Regions from separate parts of the Homo sapiens genome. Here region 2 is linked to region 1. Evidence: read pairs that join two places in POLR2A ChIA-PET (ENCODE). Cell type or tissue: OCI-LY7. All regions are shown on one strand. Each heading gives the region's core, and the rest is flanking DNA. Links, peaks and the distances in the headings are about the cores only.

Region 1 (6,744 bases), core at 912-5,911:
AATCATGTTCTTATGGTTCGCTTATGTTCTCTGTGCCTCAGTTCCCCTATCTGCTAATTTGGGATTAAAAATGGTATCTATCTCATATGGTAGTGTGAGGGTTAATAAGTTATCATAGGCTGGGCATGGTGGCTTGCGCCTGTAACCCCAGCACTTTGATTTGTAATCCCAGCCGAAGTGGGTGGACACCTGAGATAAGGAGTTTGAGACCAACCTGATCAACATGGTGAAACCCCATCTCTACTAAAAATACAAAAATTAGCTGGGCGTGGTGGTGCATGCCTGTAATCCCAGTTACTCCGGAGGCTGAGGCAGGAGAATCGCCTGAACCCGGGAGGCGGAGGTTGCAGTGAGCCGACACTGTGCCATTGCACTCCAACCTGGGCAACAAGAGCGAAACTCCATCTCAAAAACAAAACAAAACAATAAGTTATCTGATGTGTAAATCACTTAGAAGAGTGCCTGGCAGGTACTAAGTGCTTCCCAGATGATACTTTGTATTTCACAGACATTTCTTCCTCCTTCTCCTCCTCCTCATTTTCTCCTTCTCATTCCTCTTCTCCTTCTTCTCCTTCCTCTCCTTCTCCTTCTCCTTCTCCTTCTTCTCTTTCTTTTTTCTCTGTGACTCTAGTCAACGATCACAGACATTTCTTATACTCACATTGGGGTGTCTGGGGAAATGGTGTCTGGGGCAGTTCCGCACAGAGAAGTCCACGAAGTAACCAGTTCCTTCCCCTCCTCTCTAGAACAGATGGGATCAAAATAGTTTCAAGAACAGACAAAGAAAAAGGAAAAAAAAGCAGTAGATAACTACCATTCAATATTTTTTAAGGCAGTATGAGAATTCAAAATCACCAGTATGTGTCATTTTTTAAAATGGTTTCTGCCTTTTAAAAATGTATCACCTAAGTGATAAGGTGAATACCAGTTCACTGAAAAGGTTCAAATAATAAATATATGATAAAGTAGAGTGTGAAAAATCACCTCTCCTGCACTCCAACTTCTTCCCAGAGTTTTCATTCTCATTTATTTGATGTGTTTCCTCTTCGAGTGTTTTCCTAGATGTGTTACACATACACAGGGAGATCTAAGTGTTTCATATAAATGGGTCCATAGTCTAAGTACTGTTCTATAACCTGCATTTTCCTATACCAATATGTTTTCAAACTCCAGTGCGCATGGGTCCAAACATTCTTTGAGCAACTGCATGGTACTCATTTCCTTACTTGTATGCAACACAATCTATTTAACGCTGCATTTTCTGAATGCATAGCAAATGTCAACCAGTTGCTCTACAAGACAGCTCTGGGTGAAAGTACTTGGGTCCTTGTAGAGAGAGCAGGGAACCATCTAACTATAGGCACATTACTGGGTGTGGTGAGGTAATTTCTCTGAACTTCAGTTTTCCATCATAGTACAAGAATGTTAGTATTGGATGATTTGCAATGACACAACCCTCATATGTTCTTGTCTTTCCCTGTTTCCTCTTTAGATTTTCTCCCTACTCTGTCAGATGTCTACTCCCCTACCCATCCTTCAAAAAAAAAAAAAAGTGTTTGAGGAAAGCAATTTTTTTGTATTTTTTAAATACCTGCTGCCTGTCTTTTATGGCCTCAAAAGTGACAAATTAAAAGGCAGCTAGTCAATTGAGGCAGGTGGAGAGGGTATGCCATTCAGTTCCTGCTGCCAGGTTGGAGCCTGGGCCTTCAGACTCCAACCGAACCTTAGTGGAGACTCACCACTCTTGCAACTCTCTCGATTCGGTCCACTCTGAAAGAGGCAAAGTCATCATTCTCCTCTTTGTACTTCTCAAGGGCTTTGTTGGCTTGTTTTCTGTAGCGCTCAGTATCCTCAAAGAAATCTATGAGGACCGGACTATCTTTGGTATTGGCCAGTGCTGAAGAGACTGGAGAAAGAAGATAGCAGTGTCACAGTAAAGGGCTGGAAATGTTAATGGTGGCTTGGTGGCAAGAATGACAATAACTTTCATTTTAAGGATGGGCAAATTGAGGGTGGGAAGAGCTGAGTAACTGCTTCAAGATCAATCAGCCATTTGGCAACCGAACTAAACTGCTGATTCTTCCTTCGAGTCTTTCTGATCCCCATGTCTATGTTGTGACCCCTACTCATGATGCCTTCACCAGTACCACTGATAAAGTGCTAACATATATATATAAATATGACAACTATGACATTCGTTAATATATAAATATATATTATCTATTATATAATATCTATTATATATTTATATATTATATAATATATCATATGTTTTTATATTATATAATCATATATTTAGGTATTAATATGATATATATATTAACATATATATTAAATAATAGAGATGGGGTTGAGTCACATTGCCCAGGCTAGTCTCAAACTCCTGGGCTCAAGCAACCCTCTGGCCTCAACCTCCCAAAGTGCTGGGATTATAGATGTGAGCCACCGCACCAGGCCACTAATATTTTAATAAGTTCTTCCTGTTGTTGCCAAGGGGGAAGACAGAGCATTAACATAGAGTTTTGCCCAGAGAGAGGAGAAGATACAGATCATCCTTTCTTCAATGCAAACTCCTGTGGCAGTATCTTGCATTTTTGTATATAATATCATATTTGGATTTGCTATTTTAAAAAGGAATCCTGTGATAATTCTATTTGAAAATGTAAATTAAAAGGGTATGGAGGCTGGGCGTGGTGGCTCACACCTGTAATCCCAGCACTTTGGGAGGTCAAGGTGGGCAGATCACCTGAGGTCAAGAGTTTGAGGCCAGCCTGACCAACATGGAGAAACTCCATCTCTACTAAAAATACAAAATTTGTTGGATGTGGTGGCATATGCCTGTAATCCTAGCTACTTGGGAGGCTGAGACAGGAGAATTGCTTGAACCCGGGAGGTGGAGGTTGCAGTGACCCGAGATCACACTATTGCACTCCAGCCTGGGTAGCAAGAGCGACACTCTGTCTCAAAAATAAAAATAAATAAATAAAAAAGCTGTGGAATTTAGAGTTAATACTCCTGGGATTGTGTCACATCTTCACAATATCTTGGCTTTGTTCTTGAGGCCAAGTCATTTAACTTCTTTGAGCATCAATTATTTTGTCTTAAATAGAAAGTGTCATAACCTTTACTTCATAGTCCCAAGACTTTACTTCCTCCCAAGACTATACAACTGGCAGATGATGACTCAAGCTAAAGCAAGCCTGACTCCAAAGCCTATATCTATAATGAGGCTAACCTACCTCTCCTAAATCTCTATTTTTATGTGTTGAATTTCTTTAAAAGAAGGTGTACCAGTACCAGGGAAATTTGTCTCAATTCTATTCTCTGGAGAATGAATAATAATGGAGTCTATGAAGGCTTTTCTTTCATGTACATCATAGATATACATGAATACATCTGAATATATATGAATACATATGTACATAGATGAGACAAATACCACTGTATGATTGAATTTGTATTAATCAAGAATTAATTAGCAATTTAACAGATTACCATACCAGAACTTGTGGTGCAGTTAAAGTCAATCACTCTGAGGTCCTGAGATTCATGGGAATGTCTTGTAGCTATTACCTTACATTGTCCGATCACCTGTAAGAAAGAGGCTCTTGAGGACTTGCTGAGTCATTGCATCCTGCCTTCCTCAGGTCAGATATGAAAGAGCAAAAAGGTGATGCAACATCCTCCTACTGTTCATTTAAAAATGCATTTCTTTCATCAAAGCTTGTCTCAAACCCTGCATTTTCTTAGTCAGTTTCTGTGTGCTGCATCCTGTTGGCACTCAAAATCCTCAGGAGAACCAGCGAGAAACTATTTAAAGCATCATGGCCATACCCCAAACATTTTCAAGGGAAAAAGTGGTGAAAGTTCCAGGAGTGTGAACCTCTCATTTTCTGGAAATGAAATCTTGAATCTCTGCTTATTCATCTTCATGTTCTCCACCTGTGTCAGAGAGCCTGGCATGTCAATACCCACCTCCCACATGCAAAGCCAGATCTTATTCCTCAGTGTATATCCTAGGTGCTGAGCAAGACCCAATTCCTCACTGCAAGTAATTACTTTGGCCATTCCTGAAAATAGGACCATTGTTCATAGGACACAATTACAAGTTCATAGATTCTGATACCTGTAGACTGTCAAGAGTGGAAGGCCCTTAGAGTCCATGAATTCCTAAACCCACTTCTTATTTTACAGTCAAAAAACACCAAAGTGGAGGGATGTTATTAGATGATTTACCCAAGGACCCACAGCTGGTTATGCTCTTTGATGGGACCACACACCCTGCTGAGTTGTCTTGAACTGGGTTCCCAGGAAAGACTCTCAAGAGTATTGCTCAAGGTTAACATCATCTTCATGAATCTCAAGGCAAAAGCTGCCCTTTCTCTTCTACTGTGTTAGCCCAGGCATTGGCTGAGTGAACAGAGTAGATGGAAAATAAGAATGAAAAGAGCAGAGTGAAGGTGCCCTCTTTACTTACTATTTCAGATGGACGTCTGGAATCAGGTGGCTCACAGTCATTCCAGTATTTCCTGGATAGGACCGAACAGTCCGATTCTTGCACATCTAAGACTAAGTAATATACAGTTGTATTTTCCTGAGGAATGCCAAAAGCAACATGTGAGTAGCACATGGAAACCTAGCGGGTTTTTTTTTATGTATTAAAGCTATATATTTATTACTTAAACAGAATTCCTGTTCCTCTCACTGTCTTTGCAGATGCTCTACCTTTGCGTCATTTGATCTATTGATTCCAATACATAGCTTCAATGAGTTATTTCCAAATCTTTTTAAGTGGTCCTGATTTGTCTTCTGCCCATAAACTTGAAGAAGCTATCACTAAACGGCAGTGGTGGTTTAGCGGAGGCATCATCACCTACGCATGCCTGGAAGTATAAGTCATGACGACCTCATCAGGGCCTCCAATCTGTCCTTGTAGTTGTGTCCTCTTGCCCAGCTCTATTACTGATCATGGGATTTTCTGCTTTGATGTTGCTTTGCCCAAAGCTAAATCCTCTCTCTTCTCTTACAAACTAGCTGCCCTCTCCACTTCCCTCGTCTTTGTCAGTGGCACCACTAACAACATATTGCCTTAGACTCTGGGGTAAAACATGTAAACCTACGAGATGTTTTCCTTGTCCTTGCTTTTGCTATCCAGTACCAGGCCCTGAATGGTCTTTCTTGGCAACGTCTCTCATGTCTATTCCTCAGTCTCATTGCCCTGACTCCCACTAACCCAGGTCTGACCCTTGTTCTTTCATTCCTGAATACATAAATAGCTTTCTACTTCATGTCCCTGTCTCTTGCCTCAGTTTCCCCAGGCACATCAGGACCCCTCCCCATCCACCCGCTCTCTATGCTAGCTCTCAGAGGCAGCTCTGTGCTGATGCATCCTATGCCCTAACATGTGTTGATGAGCCTGGCATGGGACTAATGGTCACTGAATTACTGGTTGAATCCTAAACTCCTGCACACCTGTTCTCTGCAACCCACAGTGCCTCCCTCTGTGATACTTTCAGAAGGGTAAATTGTCCTCTGTAGTACTCCTTGTCTGGCCTCCCTAATTTCAGTTTTTCCATCAGAGGGAGAGTAGGTTATTTGGGGAGCTTAGAGGCAGGCTTCATGTCTCTCTATAATGTCTATCGGCTCCTCTAGTCCAGTTTAGGTAGGCGTGTAATCTAAGCGAAGACAGTAAGCTTGTTTCACCTCAAGACAAGCCCACAGGCTTGGCTCCTACCTGATGCCTGCTCCAGAGCCCACATGGAACTTCTGGAACCCACCTGCTTATATTCAATGGCTCCCTAACACCCTTCTTCCTGATTCCATACCCACCTAGAAGTGGTGGTGCCAGGAATTCACCAGGAACACATTTACCCAGACCTGTTCAAATCCTACCCATGCATCATTACACAGCAGAAGCCTCCTCCCATCCAGTCTTACTAGATCTCCCCTCATTAAATTGCTCCAGTACATTTACCACTCCTTTGGTCACTTGGCTATTGTTGGGGCTCAGAACATGGTATCTCAAAGTATGGTACTTTTGGCGTGCTGAGTCCTTTGAACTGAAGAAAATGGGAAGGGCCTCAGAAGCCAGATCTGTCTGACCTTCTGCCCTTTGTTCTCCTACTCTGCTTTCTCCCCCAAGGCAAGCCATAGAAACTAAAATTTCTCTTCTCCAGGACAGTCACAGATGGTAGAATCCCTCTCCCCGAAAGCATCCATAAATCCTAAAATATGAATCTAACCTTCCCCCTGTGTCTTTCTTTGTAGGAGCTGGCCATAAAGACATTCTCTGACCTACTCTGTTTGATAGTAGGTCCTCAGATCCGCATTCCAAAGGGATCCTGTCCCATACTTGGGAGCAAGAAATGCCACACAGAGAGGCCATGAAGAACTCAAACAGAGAGGCCTTGCTGGGTCCTTCTTTCAGTCTATGACTCTTAGATTACAGCCTTTTGTCCCATCACACTTCTGCATTCTGCACAGCCTTTGTGAATTCTAAGTATGCAAGTGGCCAGTTTCTTTGGATATCTGAGTCTTCATTTATGAAGACTCCAGTGTCAGGTAAACCTTGGATTAAATAAATTTGTATGTTTTCTTCTTCTTCTTTTTTTTTTTTGAGATGGAGTCTAGCTTTGTTGCCCAGGCTGGAGTGCAGTGGCATGATCTCGACTCACTGCAACCTCTGCCTCCCGAGTTCAAGCGATTCTTCTGCCTCAACCCCCTGAGTAGCTGGGATTACAGGCG
Region 2 (5,743 bases), core at 744-5,743, 65 kb before region 1:
CAGGAATAGGAAGAAAAACTTAAAATGTTTTTAAATATGCCTTATTGTCCTGCCAAATCTTGAATTGGTGAAATACTGAGTTAGTACTACTATAGAAATTATGTGGATTAAATTTTGTAATTAGAAAAATTATTTGGGGTTTTTATTGTTCTCTTACTATTTTTAATATTAAGAAATTATTTTAGGCTGGGCGTGGTGGTTCATGCCTGCAATTCCAGCACTTTGGGAGGCTGAGGCGGGTGGATCACTTAAGGCCAGCTGTTCAAGACCAATCTGACCAACGTGGTGAAACCCCACCTCTACTAAAAATATAAAAATTAGATGGGCTTTGTGATGCACACCTGTAATTTGACAGCTATTTGACAGGCTGAGGCAGGGGAGTTACCTGAACCCAGGAGGCGGAGGTTGCAGTGAGCTGAGGTCATGCCACTGCACTCCAGCCTGGGTGACAGAGTGAGACTCTGTCTCAAAAAGAAAAAAAAATTATTTTAATCTCTAGCAACAGTTTTAATCACTACTCAACACTATCTTCCATTAAATATTTTGTGGCCCAATTTCTCAACCAAATTATTTAGTATTAAATCATAGTATTTAAATGTGTTGGCCGGGAATAGTGGCTCCTGCCTGTAATTCCAGCACTTTGGGGGCCTGAGGCGGGCAGATCACCTGAGGTCAGGGGTTCGAGACCGTCCTGGCTAACATATAATGAATCCCTGTCTCTATTAAAAATACTAAAAATTAGCCGGACATGGTTGCAAGCATCTCTAATCCCGGCTACTTGGGAGGCTGAGGCAGGAGAATCGCTTGAACCTGGGTGGCAGAGGTTACAGTGAGCCAAGATCACGCCACTACACTCAAGCCTGGGTGACAGAGTGAGACTCTGTTTCGGGAAACAAAACAAAACAAAAACAAACAAACAAAAAACAACTAAACAAATAAATAAATATTCACCAAAACCCAGGATGAGGAAGGCCTTTCTTAGGTGAAAAGCAGAGGAAAGAAATCTGAAGGAAGGGGAAAATACTAAAACTTGACTAGAGAAAAATGAAAACTGCTTCTGAAAAATCACAATAAGCAAAGTAGAAAGGCAAGCTGGGAAAACTATGATATAGAATCAATGTCTGTATGAATATAAAGCCCAACACTAAAAATGGACAAAAGCCATGAGCAGGTATTTCAGAGAAGTTAAAACGGTCATTAAGCCTAAAAAAAAGTTTAACTTCATTAATAAACAAAAACATGCACATTAAAAAAGCAATGAGACATCATTGTTAGCCTTCCATGCAGGCAAAGATGAAAACAAAAATTGATGATACGTGGCATTGGCCAGGCATAGGAATCAAGCAGCCTCAGTCACTGCTGGTAGGAAGAGAATTCAAATTAAGATCCTCAACTGGTGTCTTTTTTCTTTTATTTTTTGAGACGGAGTCTCACTCTGTCACCCAGGCTGGAGTGCAGTGACACACACTGCAACCTCCGCCTCCTAAATTCAAGTGATTCTCCTGCCTCAGCGCCCCCAAGTAGCTGAGATTACGGGCAAGTGTCACCACACCTGGCTAATTTTTGTGTTTTTTGTAGAGATGAGGTTTCACCATGTTGGCTGGGCTGGTCCCAAACTCCTGACCTCAGGTGATCCGCCCGCCTCGGCCCCCCAAAGTGCTGGGATTACAGGCATGAGCTACCACGCCTGGCCTCAACTGGTGTCTTATACCCAGGTGATGTGAATGTAAATTGGCATCATTGCAAATATTTGGTGATTCTGGCAATTTGCATCAAGTCTTATATATCTACATATTATTTGACATTCCTAGGACTTTGTCAAAGGAAAAATTTCTGCATGTGCACACACAGATCTTGGAAGTTTATTCATCTCAGCAGAGGCAGACAGGAGCATCAACAGCCTTGGGGACAGCAGCAGTGGTGGTAGGGCAAAATAAAACTTATATGAAACTGTAATCACTAATGTGTGAAAATGGAAGATTCAGGAAGTGTTTCATATCTGAAATATGAACCCAACGTGGAATCAACATGCATCCAAACAGGACTAAATGTGCAAACCCAAGGCAAGATTAAAACTATAAATATTTAGCAATTTGGCAAATTGGTCATTTTGGAGACTAGCTTTTAGCAAATTCATCATATGTTTAATTGATTTCCAGTAAATTGGCTGCTTCCATCAAGGCTGCCTTGGGTGACTATGTCCAAGCAACCAAATTGCTCTCTTTAAATGCAAAAATTAGTAAAGATTTATCTCTCTAAAGTAAGTTTGAAATTCTTGCAATATTCAGATTGACTTGGCAGCTATCTGATGGGTTACCTCTTTGTGTCCCCCTGACATCCTTAATGTAGACACATATGCATACTAGAATGTTGATTCATTAATCCACAGAGAAAACTGTAACTACTAAGAAGACTAGATATTCATGCTTGAGAATGAGTGGTTCTGTTTTTGATGGCAAACCTCTGACATACAATACATGGTGGCCTATTCCTACAACATTCAGAATAAAGAATAAGGGAGCTGGGTGCATTGGTGTGCGCCTGTAATCCCAGCTACTTGGGAGGTTGAGATGGGCACATTGCTTGCTCCCAGGAGTTCGAGTCCAGCCTGGGCATCATAGTGAGACCCCCATCTCTCTCTCTTTTTGTTTGCTCTGTTGCCCAAAGGGTCTTGTTCTATCACCTAGGCTAGAGTGCAGTGGCACGATCACAGCTCACTGCAGTCTCGACCTCCCAGTCTCAAGCAATCCTCCTACTTCAGCTTCCCAAAGTAGTTGGGACTACAAGCACATACCACCATACCCAGCTAATTTTTTAATTCTTTTTTTTTTTTATTATTTTTTGAGATGGAGTTTCACTCTTGTCACCCAGGCTGGAGTGCAATGGCATGATCTTTGCTCACTGCAACCTCCGCCTCCCGAGTTTAAGTGATTCTCCTGCCTCAGCCTCCCGAGTAGCTGGGATTATAGGCACCCACCACCACACCCAGCTGATTTTTGTATTTTTAGTAGAGATGGTTTTTCACCATGTTGGTCAGGCTGGTCTCGAACTCCTGACCTCAGGTGATCCACCTGCCTCGGCCTCCCAAAGTGCTGGGATTACAGGCATGAGCCACCACGCCTGGCCTTTAATTCTTTTTTTGTAGAGACAGGGTCTTGCTATGTTGCTCCAGCTGGTCTCGCTCCTGGGCTCAAGTGATCCTCCTGTCTCTGCCTCCCAAAGTACTGGGATCACAGGCATGAGCTACCATGTCTGGCCCGCGTCTCTCTTAAAAAACAACAACGAAAAAAGAATAAAATAATTTCACAAGAAAGCAGAAATATAAAGTGAGAAGTTAAAGCTGAAAAAAGCATGAATAGCATAGATTGGCGTCCCTTTCAAGTAAACCTAACGTGGTCATATGGCAATGAAATCAGAGAGAGAGGGTGGTTGTGTCTGGGATAGAAACAAGTGCTCAAGTAGCAGAGAGATCAAAGTATCAGTTTTGATTTACTTTAATCTAGTTTGTTTACTTTTTTTCAGTTACAAAAGTAATACAGAAAATTAGAAAGATTAAAGTAGTGTTATTCCATCACCTAAAAATCACCACTATGACTATGAGGCATTCGTTTTTTTGTTTGTTTCCAGGTGGAGTCTGACTCTGTCGCCCAGGCTGAAGTGCAGTGGCACAATCTCGGCTCACTGCAACCTCCGCCTCCCGGGTCCAAGCCATTCTTGTGCCTTAGCCTCCTGAGTAGCTGGGATTGAAGGTGTGCACCACTACACCCTGCTAATTTTGGAATTTTTATTAGGTTGGTGCAAAAGTAATTGTGATTTTGCCATTACTTTGGCAAAAACCACAACTACTTTTGCACCAACCTAATATTATAGATGGGGTTTCACCATGTTGCCCAGGCTGGTCTCAAACTCCTGACCTCAAGCAATCCACCCACTTCGGCCTCCCAAAGTGCTGGGATTACAGGCGTGAGCCACTTTTTTTTCCCACATTATTTTCTGTACTTTAAAATAACACAACTGATAACATCATGTATATTCAATTTTATGCCTCCTTTTTTTCACTGAATATTATAACACAAGACATTCCCCATATCAAGAGCTCCGCACAAAGATGCTTTTAAGTTGCTGCTTAACACTCTATTCTGAGGATATGCCAGACATGATCTAATCATTCTCATATTAATCATTTTGACAGTTTACTATTTTTGCTGTTATACTTAAAACTGCAGTGAATATCATTGTATATAAAGACTCCTACTTTAGATTCCTAGAAATTCAATTCTGAGCCAAAAGTATGAACTTTTTAGTGAGAATTTTTTCACCAGATTATGAGGATTATGTTGGCTTGCTGTAACAATTTGGCTCTATTTTGATTATTTTTATTTAGCTTGTATTTAGGGAAGCCAATTTTTAGTCTCTAAAATAGGGGTCTGTCCATAATGACATCAGTCAGAGACTATTGGAGTTGCTAGACATGTAGGCTCTTCTCTTTTTTTGAGAAGGAGTTTTGCTCTTGTTGCCCAGGCTGGAGTGCAATGACACGGTCTCGGCTCATTGCAACCTCCGCCTCCCGGGTTCAAGTGATTCTCCTGCCTCAGCCTTCCGAGTAGCTGGGATTACAGGCATGTACCACCATACCTGGCTAGTTTTGTATTTTTAGTAGAGATGAGGTTTCTCTATGTTGGTCAGGCTGGTCTCGAACTCCTGACCTCAGGTGATCTGCCTGCCTCAGCCTCCCAAAGTGCTGGGATTATAGGCATGAGGCACTCTGCCCGGCAAAATGTAGGCTCTTCTAATACAGTCACTCATTTTACAGACGGGGCCACAAAGGCTTAGAACGTTTGAATGACCACCCAGAGTGATCTGGGATGTGAGCGGCAGATGCTATGGTGGAACTGAGTCTCCTGACTCCCAGAAGACACTCCTGTCAGTCTTCTATTGATAGGGCATGAAAGGAGAGATGAATCCCCAGAGGGTACATTTGCAGGAGAGCGGGATCCCAGGCAGAGAGAACAGTAGGTGAAAGACATGGAGGCAAGAAAGCGTGGAGCCTTGGCAATGATGGATTGACTGATATGGCTGAGCCCAAGACATTATGTGATGTTATAATGAGAGATGAGTCCAGAAAGACATAGCGTAAGTCTTCCTGGCCCTAGCCCTGAATTTTATTAATTATATCATGGTTGCTATTGTATTTATTTATTTATTTATTTATTTATTTAGACAGAGTCTCGCTCTGTTGCCAGGCTGGAGTGCAGTGGCGCAATCTCGGCTCACTGCAACCTCTGCCTCCCAGGTTCAAGCGATTCTCCTGCCTCAGCCTCTGGAGTAGCTGGGACTACAGGTGTGCACCACCACACCCGGCTAATTTTTGTATTTTTAGTAGAGACAGGGTTTCACCATGTTGGCCAGGATGGTCTTGATCTCTTGACCTTGTGATCCACCCGCCTTGGCCTCCCAAAGTGCTGGTATTGCAGGTGTGAGCCACCGCGCCCAGCTGCTATTGTATTTATATAGCATTTTAGAGTTTGAAAAAGTGATTTGACATATATTAACTTATTTGATCCTCACCTCAGTCCTTTACATATAGAAAACAGAGAGAATGTTGTAAAATACTTGTCCGGGATGAAGCATACAGGGAGATTGGCACTTAATTTACCAAATCTAATGCACCAAATCACATTATCAAATGTATGGTTTCCCAATCCAGAGCCAAGATCAGTGGCAAAATTAGTCAGCAATTTGC

The links. Peaks named below come from ENCODE experiments on the same cell type or tissue, not always from the same donor. Only the 100,000 strongest peaks of a DNase experiment are listed, where the experiment ranks them.
Region 2: POLR2A ChIA-PET joins it to region 1 with 6 read pairs; 2 of 35 experiments call an interaction of 5 or more read pairs at or near these places.

The regions. Positions count from the first base shown.
Region 1 is chr3:186,666,785-186,673,528 of GRCh38, reverse strand. It overlaps HRG (histidine rich glycoprotein), which reads right to left. Exons shown (of 7, transcript NM_000412.5): 2 at 4,478-4,594; 3 at 3,501-3,591; 4 at 1,740-1,906; 5 at 662-742. Among named protein-coding and RNA genes, the nearest start is that of HRG, 4.1 kb to the right of the region's middle. RefSeq lists an enhancer at 3,394-4,593. In OCI-LY7, for the core only: no CTCF peak of the experiment used is centred there; a DNase peak (open chromatin) is centred at 3,658.
Region 2 is chr3:186,732,719-186,738,461 of GRCh38, reverse strand. The region is part of intron 7 of KNG1 (kininogen 1); the gene reads right to left. Among named protein-coding and RNA genes, the nearest start is that of KNG1, 18 kb to the right of the region's middle. In OCI-LY7, for the core only: no CTCF peak of the experiment used is centred there; no DNase peak of the experiment used is centred there.